Regions from separate parts of the Homo sapiens genome. Here region 2 is linked to region 1. A link is an interaction called in ENCODE POLR2A ChIA-PET data of the cell type or tissue named here. Cell type or tissue: A673. All regions are shown on one strand. Each heading gives the region's core, and the rest is flanking DNA. Links, peaks and the distances in the headings are about the cores only.

Evidence for each region. Peaks named below come from ENCODE experiments on the same cell type or tissue, not always from the same donor. Only the 100,000 strongest peaks of a DNase experiment are listed, where the experiment ranks them.
Region 2: POLR2A ChIA-PET joins it to region 1 with 10 read pairs; 2 of 35 experiments call an interaction of 5 or more read pairs at or near these places.

The regions. Positions count from the first base shown.
Region 1 is chr7:40,543,927-40,549,313 of GRCh38, reverse strand. All of the region lies in intron 12 of SUGCT (succinyl-CoA:glutarate-CoA transferase), which reads right to left. It overlaps SUGCT-AS1 (SUGCT antisense RNA 1), which reads left to right and starts at 2,295. Exons shown (of 2, transcript NR_183314.1): 1 at 2,295-2,600. In A673, for the core only: no CTCF peak of the experiment used is centred there; no DNase peak of the experiment used is centred there.
Region 2 is chr7:41,422,201-41,427,587 of GRCh38, reverse strand. No RefSeq gene overlaps it. Among named protein-coding and RNA genes, the nearest start is that of INHBA-AS1, 270 kb to the left of the region's middle. In A673, for the core only: no CTCF peak of the experiment used is centred there; no DNase peak of the experiment used is centred there.

The sequences.
Region 1 (5,387 bases), core at 159-5,158:
AATTCATTAGCTAAGTCTACAGAAAGTGTATTATCAGACCTAATAACACATAAAAGTCTCCCTTGAAAGAGACAGAATTTTATATTGAGCAGAAACATAATGAAGCCTCTTATACCAGAAATCAGCTTTTCAATGCAAAGGCCAAAACCCTCACTAAGAATTTAACCAAAGAATAGGGTGGGAAATAGGAGAACAAGAAGGTTGTAATCCATACATTCACAAGTGTTCCAAGAGGGCCATCAGAAGGAGATCCAAGGAGAAACTGTTGGGCAAAGAGTATGCCCACTTGAATATAGAGGCCCCAAGGAAAGAGCTCAGTGAGGGCCTCCGGGTAACAAGGTGGTTATTAGGCAATACACTCAAGTCAATTATTGCATGTTTACTTAAAAACTCAATACAAAAATATAAAATATGATACTTCCCTTCAATAAATAGATAAGAAGACATGGATTGGGTGTCCGAAGATAGGAAAGGATGAATAGGAAGAGCCAGCGGGTTTTTAGGGGAATGAAACTATTTTGTATGATAATACACTGATGGATATGATACATGTCATTATACACTGTTTTAAATCCATAGCATGTACAACACAAAGAGTGAGTTCTAATGTAAACAATGGAGTTTGGGATGATAAGGATGGGTCAATGTAGGTTCACTGATTATTGCAAATGTACAACTCTGGGGGTGGGGGAATGCTGATGACGGGACACTATGGATATGTGGGCACGTGGTATATATGAGAAATTCTGTATCTGCTGCTCAATTTTTCTGTGAACCTAAAACTTTTCTAAAAAATAGTCTACTAAAAAAAGAAAAAGTTGGGTGCCATAGTTCATGCATGAAATCCCAGCAATTAAAAAGGCTGAGGCAGGAGGGTTGCTTGAAGACAGGAGGTCAAGATGCACTTAAGCAACAAAGCAAGACCTGTCTTACAAAAACCGTTAAAAATTTTAAAAAATTAGCAGTGTGCCATGGGGTGTGCCTGTAGTTCCAGCTATTCAGACAGTTTAGCGGGGAGGAGCATTTGAGCCCATGAGTTCGAAGCTGCAGTGAGCTATGATTGTACCACTACACTCCAGCCTGGACAATAAAATGAGACCTAATCACAAAAAAAAAAAAAAAAAAAAGAAAGAAAGAAAAGAAGAAAGAAGTTTATAGCTTATTTGGAGGATTAAAATTAAAACACACAAAAAGTAAAGAATGCGAAACAGTATAAAACTGAGGTCACTAAATGAAATACTTGTGTTAAAAAGTTGTAGAAAATATATCTAAGATTATAAGGCTAAAAGGAGACAAAATAGTTAAGAGTTGACATGATAAGGAAAATAAAAATCCCACTTGTAAGAATTTGTTTTAAAAGAGTAAACAGACATGTGCAAAGCTCTATGTATGAAGCTGTATCTCAGCATAAATTACAAACAATCTTGATATTCAACACTGGATTAGTTAAATAAATTATAAAATATCCATAAAGCAAATACACCAAAATGATTAAAAATAATCCTTTCATAGGTATATGTATGTGAATGAAAAATGATAATATATCAGAGTATTATTTCTAATATTTTATAAAACTACACATACACAAAATTTTAAAAAGCTATAAAGAGAAGTAACCTCTGATCCTTGAATTAAGGAAAACATTTATTTCCTTCTTTTGTTTATCTCTATTATCTGCATTTTTATAGTATGCATTTACTTTTTGTAATTCAAATAAGAGCTGAAAGATAATCTTAGTATCTCAGAACAATCTGGAACTCAATGTTGGCATTCCCTCCTTTTCTCTCTGAATCCAAAATTAGATATAATAAGATTAAGTCCATAAAAAAGTTTTGAAATAAATAAAACACTCTACTTAAAGTAATAATAATAAAAAAGACATAGCCATTATAAGTTTTTAAGGAAGGTATGATGGTTATTTTATGCATAAACTTGACAGGGCCACAGGGTGCCCAGACATTTGGTCAACCATTATTCCAAGTGTGCCTGTGAGTTTGTTGTTGGAAGAGATTAACTTGTGAATCAGCAAACTAAGTACAGTAGCTCTCAACCAATCAACCGAAGACATGAATGGGGACAAAAAGGCTACGAGGGAACTTTGCTTGCCTCGCTGTTTGAGTTGGGACATTGGTCTTCTCTGATCCTCAAAGTGGAACCACATCACCAGCTTTCCTGGCTTTCCTGCTTGTCAACTGCAGATCTTGGGACTGATCACATGATTCAATTACTCATAAGTCACATGCATATGACTAGTCTCTTCTGTAGTTGTCAGGGTTCTCCAGAGAAACAGAAACAGAAGCAATAGGAGATATATCTCTTATTACATTAAGTCTCCTATTGCTTCTGTTTCTCTGGAGAACTCTAATACATAAAAGATTATGATTAGAATTATGCTTGAAGAAGGTTAATCTTATAATGGCATGCAGAGCGGAGCTGGGCAAGGCCAGAGGCTAAATATGGAGCCAGAAAGATACTGCAGAAAGTGAGCAAAAAGGATGAGTGGATGGCCTGGGGTGGAATCCGTGAAAAAGGGCAGATTGTCAGTCTCAGGAAATCAACAGGACTGAGTTCTAACTTCAGCTGGGCTACTATGCCCTGGGGTAAGTCACTGCCCTCGCCTAAGCCTCTGATTCTTCATCTATAATGTGAATTTGATAGATCATAAATCTTCCAGGGTCCTTTTCTATTCTATGAGTCTAAGAGTCTGTTGTCAATAGGAAAAAATATTTAGAGGCTTTTATTCAAACTGTGAATACATTGGCTTAATTTTGTTGTCTTACACTGAATATTCCATCAGTGCTCAATAAATAATACATTAAGCCAGCTCTTTTGGACTTCAGGCTTTAATTTTAATGCCCTGACTTTTGGCAAACTCTTTACAATATCAATTACTTTATTAACTTTGCAAACATATAATGAAAAAATGGGCACATTACTTTGAAATAGGCCTGTCTTAATCTAATTACCTTTCTTAAGGAAAAAAGCCAATTTATGAGTATAATTATTTCATATCAAATAATTTATTGATAATGAAACATTAAATAACCACAGCACTTGATGTAATTTGAGGACAGCGCACAGGAGTTAAAGTGAGGTTCCAGTATTCCAAAGAGCCATGCCAGTGTGATACGTGTGAATTCTTTTCCCATTGGTCTGCTACATGTAATGATGTCCTGTGTCTAAGTCTGAGCTAGGGCAGGAGGAAAGAGTGTTGTTAAATTTATTCCAAATAGAAATCCCATGTCAAAGGTGAAAGACATTTGAGTGCTGGGCTTGAAGATTAACTTCCTGGATGTTGAACTTCATGTGATCCATATGATGTATGATTCTGATTTTATAGATACACATGACTGAGCCTATCTGATCAAATTAAGGCAATCTTACAAACAAATCAGTAGGCCACAGATGCAATAAGCCCACAGAGAGTGCATTGTTTGAATCACATTCATTAATGCCATCTTCATCCCCATCACACAGTTCTCTGGGTATTTCCAAAGTCAAATGTTTAAAAGAACACACCCATGATTCTTCTGTGGCAAGCATACTTTGTTATTCTCTATATAACTGTAAAAATCAAACAGAAAAAGAAAGGAAGAAAAAAGGATGGTACACCAAATCTCTTTTCAGCCTGTTATCTGATCTCTTAGAACCTGGACACACAAACCAACTCTTACTTTCATAAAATTATTCTCCTTCCTTTGTCTTGGTTTCTTTTTACAATGAAAACTGGATCTAACAGCGTTAATGTCCGGAAGCTTTCAGGTAAGGCCATATTTTACATCATATTTTATTGGTCTTGGCAGTAAACTTGGAATTAGCCATTAAGTCAGGATTTCTCATCTCGTCAACTCCAGGAAAAATGCAATAGACAAAGGAGAAACAGCCAGAGACCTTGACCAACAGAACTATATTAAACCAGTAAAACAAAAAGTATTCCATGTGTGCTCCAGTAAGAAAGAAGAAAGGAAGGCTCAACATTTCTATCATGAGGACTTCTTCCAGCAGAGAGGCTCCACAGGAGACCTTTCATTGACCTTCACTGAGAAATACCGAATATGTCATGACTTTCTTCAACTCCACCTCTTCAGTCCATGCTATCAGTTGAGGTTTATGAGAGCTGAGCTATCATTTCTAAAGACAGAGGAATTTGTTCCAAAAATATCTGGCTTTCCACCCCCACCTTCATTTATAAAACAAACCATCTAAGTCTTTCAGGCTATTTTTCCACCAGCTTGTTTATAATGTGGTAATGATTATGCTAATACCAGTTGGGAATACATTCTATGTGGACATGTTGTGGGAATGTGATTGGAGTGTGTGGGGGAGAGGAGAGGGCTGTATAAGTGCATGAGGAGAGCTATTCTATAAAATTATAGTACATGCCCTCTTTCCATATTTACTAGTTTTTGTAAGCTCCTTCTCAAATGGGAAATAGACCATGCTTCCTTTCCAGAAGGATAGTTATTGAATAACGAACACCATGTGTTCTGCTATGTCTTATTTGTCTGAGCACTCTGCAGCTATTTTCTAAACCAAATTAATAACAGTATACTAAACTGATTTCCCTAGTGAAAACTGCTGGCTACTACCAATGTCAGTATGTACACCCCACTGCTCCCCAAAGCTTAGGTAATCACTGCATAACCAAAGTCTACAACAGCCCCAGAGTGGGGGCAAGGCAGCTTTCATGGTACACAAGGGAAAATTGACAGCCTCTAATTAAATGAGACTGTTTACACAAGCGATAGAGTATTACAACACTTTCCCTACAAAAAGAAGAGAATGTGAAATTTCAGAAAAGACAGATTTAATGTGGAACTTGTCACCACCGTCAGCTTCGGCATGATAAAATGCACATGGAAAGTCCCTTGCAGCAAGCCCGCTGCAAAGAAGATTCTTCCTTCGTCTGGGTCAGAGGGTGTGGATGTCTCTAAAGAAAATGCTACCTCTCCTTTGCTCACACACCCACTTGCGGCACAGTGAGCTTTCCACAGCATATATGGGATCTGTGGGCTGAATGCTGGAGACACAGGGGCCAGAGCCTGGCAGTGAAGACTCCTGGGTTATGGAGGAAAAAGGAAGTATCTCCTTTCTACAAATTAAGAAAATGCACATCCACATGACAGCTTAACACAGGACACCGGGTGTGTACAGAAACTGCCCTAAAAAAAAAAAAAAAAACCTCCCACCTTCACCCAAGCCAAGTAAGTTGTAAGCAAAGACAACACAATTCTGGTAGTCAACTGATCTCAAAAGGGATCTCTAATTTTTAATATTACATTACTCCAAACTAGAGTGCCTCCTTACCAAGTATGATTTTTGTCACATCAATATATGGGCATTTTTGTGAAGCCATACCTGAAAACAGGCTTCTGTTTTCTCAGCTA
Region 2 (5,387 bases), core at 256-5,255, 880 kb before region 1:
TTTGTAAAAAGTGTGATAAATACCTTTTAAAAACCAAGCCATTTTATGAAGTGTCCCCTGATGTTTGAGTGTGGTTTATGCATTGTCAATTAAACCTCTTCACGTTATTGGAGGAAGATAAATTTATCCCACATTTGAGAAGTTTCTTGAAACACAGCTTTTAAAAATGATTTATTCAGGAAAACTTATGCAGCAAACATGCTGATTCAGTTGTTACAGGTGATGAGACAATTATACAAATAACTTTTAAAACGATAAATGTGAAAATCTTTTAAGAGAGGTACACAAAGCAGAGGCTTTACAGAAGGTTGAGAATATTAAATCAGAGGAACTAATTAAGGCCTTACAGATGAGGTGTCTTTTGAAGGAGGGATCAAAAGTGATGGCTAAGATTTCAACCAGTAGAAATGAGGACAGAAGTTCTTGTTATTCCAACCGTATAAGCAAAGGCATATAGGCAGGCAAGGTCAAGTCCACTGTGGATACAAGTAGGAAAGTTTTAAAAGGCTGGAAATTTAGGTTAGGGTCACACAAAAGAGGGCTCTGAAAGCCAGGTCAATGGTTTTAGTTTTAATTCAGTTGGCTGCTTTTACAGGGATGAACTATGAAACATGACTGGAGTAGCCCTGTTGGAAGACTAACCTGGCAAATGTCATAATTGGAAAAGAGATGAAGACAGGTACCCTGGTGACAAAACCATTAGGTGGGAAGATTGAGGATCTGAATTAGTTTGGGGACAGTGAGACGGAAAGAAGGGAATGGAGGTGAAGATGTGGCAGGGGCCTTGGGGCTTTCCTAGCTATGGGAAAAGATACAAAGTTTTGAAGTTGATAGATAAAAACAAAGTCATATAGCAGATATGACAATATGATAATGTGGCCCCTAGCAATGGCCTTGGCTGGAAAACAGAGGTACAGCATAGACCTAGAAGATTCAATTCAGTAATAGCTCCTGTCCAGGAATAAATATGGAGATGAAGAGAAGAGTTGGTATACAAGTGTTCAAATAATTCCTGAGTTATCTTCTTTTAATTTCAGGGAACTTGATTCAATATTTTTTAATACAAATGAGTAAAATAAGAAGAATCAAAACACAATATGTGGATTATGTCAGTGGTTCTCAAGCTCTGTGCTCAGAAGAACCGCCTAGGGAGCTGGTATAAATTCCAGACACTCAAGAACACCCCTAAAGATTCTAACTCATAGGTTCTGGGTAGGCTCTAGAAATAAATAATATTCTCACCTATGCTAGATAATTATGAATTAAGTAATCAGAAAAAAAACATGAGAAACAATGGATTATGCATGCAAACTAGTACCTGACACATACATGTAACTTCAGATAATTACGGTGAGTATTGGATATCTGATGTGGCCACCAACCTTCTTTCCAAGGGAAGCGAAGAGCTTCCCATCATGAGTAGCCAGAGGGTTAGTCTCTGACTCATCTTAATCTTTGTTCTCTTTCTGAATCATGTTTAAGCCATCCTCTACTTGTTTATGAACTTTGGGAGCTTTCATTCCCTTGACTGCTGTCTTTATAAGAATGCTGGCTATAGGAACTACTTATACTCCATTTACGTATAGTCCAGTCCATCTTAAAATAGACAATATATAAAACTGTGATCTGCTGCTGCTGCCACTGACAATAATGAGACCCTGGGGAAGTAACCTCACAGAGTTTACATTTTGTCATCTTTGAAATGAAGAGGTCTGACTAGATCATTTTTATGATCCCTTCTCTGATTTTATGGTCTTGTGAGTTATATTCTGGATGCAAATACATTTCAGGGTTAGAAGGAGTCTTAAGTGGGATTTTGCCAGTCTGTCCTTCCAAATGTTGAAACTGCCCTGCCTTTCCTGTCCCTGTTCAGCGTAGGGACTTCAGTTTCCCCAAACAGCTCATTCCTACAGAGGGAAGAGGAATAGCCTCTGTGGCAAGACTCACTTAGGTGAAGCTGGAACGTATCTGTCTGTGTTGACTCTCACACTTCAGAGATTCACCAGCCTGAGGTATTCTTCTCTTATTTTTAGGGTTTTATGATCTCAGCAAACTTTTCTCCACAGTTTTAGATGAAAAATAATAATTTCTGGGCAAAGCACTAGGAAGCCTTGCCCTGAGGGAGCTATAGATTCCTTTTCTGAGGGAGAGATGTTGAAGGTTTTTCAGTGGTGGACCACATGAACAGAAAACAGTGATGAACGGATCGTGGCAATGTTTTATTAACAAAAAGAATGAGTTAAGGGAGTTCAAGATGGGGTCTGAATATTAAATGGATTGAGGCATACGTGCATATTTCTTTTTTACTTTTGTAGTTATCTTTTATAATGGCCCAGTTTTATGCTGTAATTTTATGTATTCATTTCTTATCATGAGATAATACACCTTCAGAAAATAGATTATTAAAATGAAGAAAATTCATCTAAATATTTCAAAACAGGAATGACTAATGCTTTAATATGTATTATTTTAGTCATTTCTTTCTCCCTGTCTCTGCCCATCTCTGTTTCTTTAAGTGTGTGTGTGTGCGCCTGTGTGTGTATGTGTGTGTGTGTGTGAGAGAGAGAGAGAGAGAGAGAAAGAGAGACAGAGAGAGAGAGATTTTATTTTAATGGGCCAATACCATAGATGCTAACCTGATTTTTTTCCCCCAGGTTTTTTCTTTTTAGATTTATTCTTAATGGCAGTCTTGAAGTCCATCTTATGAATACATCACAATTTATTCATCCTATTCTCTTGATTTTAGTGGGGTTAATTTTAAATGGCACATATTATGTAATGACTAATCCCTGCCTTGAATTTCAGCTGTGTGATCAAACCTAGCAGCAAAGGTCCTCAGCACCACATCAGGGCAGTGGTCAGTCCTAACCAACCTGGCCCAGTTGAACAAGACAATCTACTTCCTCTGGTTTTTCTAGAGTCTTTCATTGGGCACCAGTGGGCCCACAGGCCTCATGTGGGGTGCCCAAGGTCTTGTATGACCTCCCCCTGGGGATTGAATGGGCCATACTAGCTGAGTGTAATACCAAAAGCTTTAAGCTTTATTGAAACTGCCACTCTCCCAACAGAAATGGCCTTTCTGACATTATTCCATCCCAGGACATGTGGGCTATAGCAGTTCTTTGGACTCCTAACAGAAAAGAGTTTTTCTGTCCAAACCAAGCAGCTCAAATTAAACCTTCCCTTTTTGTTTTTGTGAGGCTTACTAGCACATACTTAAACCTAGGGAAGAGACCTGTACATTAAGAGCTCCAGTCATAGCACGCGGAAAGATAAGTCCTTCTCATTCCAATAAACTATTGACAGGCTCCTCTGCACATACATTTGTGCCTCTTGCCTTGTCCAATCGAGCCGGAGATTCTAGATCATTACTGCCTTGCATGCTGTGAGCATCTCGTGACCAGTGTGGGCTCTAGCCCTTACAGAGACTCTCTTTGCACTTAACCTTTCTAAAATCATGCTTATAAACCTTTACATTACAGCCTGGTTAGACTTGCTGACATCTCCCTGTGGAGTATGTACCTGGCTGAAAACCACTTGCAATAACTTTTAGCTAAAGTATAATAATACCTGGGTCAGTTATAAGCACCATACCAGGAGGAAAGAGATGAAGGTCAAGCAGAGCTATCTTGGGAGTAGGTTGGACCAAGAACAAGAAATACATATGCTCTGCCCATCGTTTCCTATATCCGCACAGCTGCCATGTCCTGTGAATTCTCCCTCTAAAACATCTCAAACTCATTCTTGTCTATTCATCTCTATTAACTACAGCCCTTGCCCAGGTTACTAGCTATCCTAGTCAGTGCAGGCTACTATAACAAAGTACCATAGACTGAACGGTGCATAAACAACAGAAATTTATTTCTAACCATTCTGGAGGCTGGAAATCTGAGCTCAGGGTGTATTATGACCAGGCTTTATGAGAGCCTCCTTCTTGGTTGCAGACTACCAACTTCTCATTGTGTCCTTACATGGCAGAAAGAAGTCTAGAGAGCTTGCTGGGGTCTTTCTCTCTCTCTCTCTCTCTTTTTTTTTTTTTTCCTTTTTTGAGACAGGGTCTCACTCTATCACCCAGGCTAGAGTGCAATGGCACGATATTGACTCACTGCAACCTCCATTTCCTGGGTTCAGGCGATTCTCCTGCCTCATCCTCCCCAAGTAGCTGGGATTACAGGCACCCGCCACCACCCCCAGCTAATTTTTGTATTTGTGGTAGAGACGGGGTTTCACCACATCGGTCAGCCTGGTCTCGAGCTCCTGACCTCAGGTGATCCACCCGCCTTGACCTCCCAAAGTGCTAGGATTACAAGCATGAGGCACCACGCCCGGCTGCTGGGGCCTCTTTTATAAGGTCACTAATGCCACTCAAGAGGACTCCACCCTCATGGCCTATTCACGTCCCAAAGGTGCCACTTCTTAATGCCACCACATTTTAACACACAAATCTTAGAAACATGCAAATATCTAGTCTACTGTACTACCTTATCTTGTCTACAATATTTCTACAGCTTCCTCAATTGATCTCTCTCAATATTCTTCTGTTACCACCCCATTCATTTCCTGCAGAATAGCTAGAGAGTAGTTGTTTTAAAATATAAGTCTGTTGAGAGGTCGAGAAGGGAGGATCACTTGAGGTCAGGAGTTCGAGACCAGCCTGGGCAACAAAGCAGGACTCCAACTCTACAAAAACAAAACAAAACAAAAACCATTAGCTGGGTGTAGTGGTATGCACCTGTAGTCCCAACTACATGCGAAGCTGAGGCAGGAGGATGCCTGGAGCCCAGGAGTTTGAGGCTGCAGTGAGGCATGATTGTGCTACTGCACTCTAGCTTGGGTAACAGAGTGAGACCCCAACTATTCTAAAAAAAATCTTAAGTCTGATTATATCCTTCCCAATAGAGTTAAAACTCTGAACAGACTTCTTCTCAAATCTGGCCTCGGCCAAATCTCCAGCTTCATATTGTGCCCCAATCCCAGATACAAAGGAGGCTCCTTCTCCCAACTTGGAGGTTTTTATTTAAATGTCAACTACTCAGTGAGGCTGCCTTTGGCCATCTCACACAAAGTTGTAACACCTGTCCCTCCCAACATAGGCCCTAGCCTCTTGGTAGTCTTTTTTGTTTTATTTTTCTCTTTAGCTTGTTTCACCTTCTAACATACTTTACATTTCATTTCCTTATTTTGTTCATTTTCTTTCTTCCCTTCCTGAATGTATGCTTCATGGAAGTCAGGGTTTGTTTATGTGTTTTTAAAATTTTGTCTATTTTGGTTATTGTTTCATTCTGAGTACTTAGAAGAGTTCCTGGCAAATAGGAAATATTTAAAAAATTGTCAAATGAATATTTGTTGAATACACTTCTTATTTTATAATCTAGACACTGGTAATA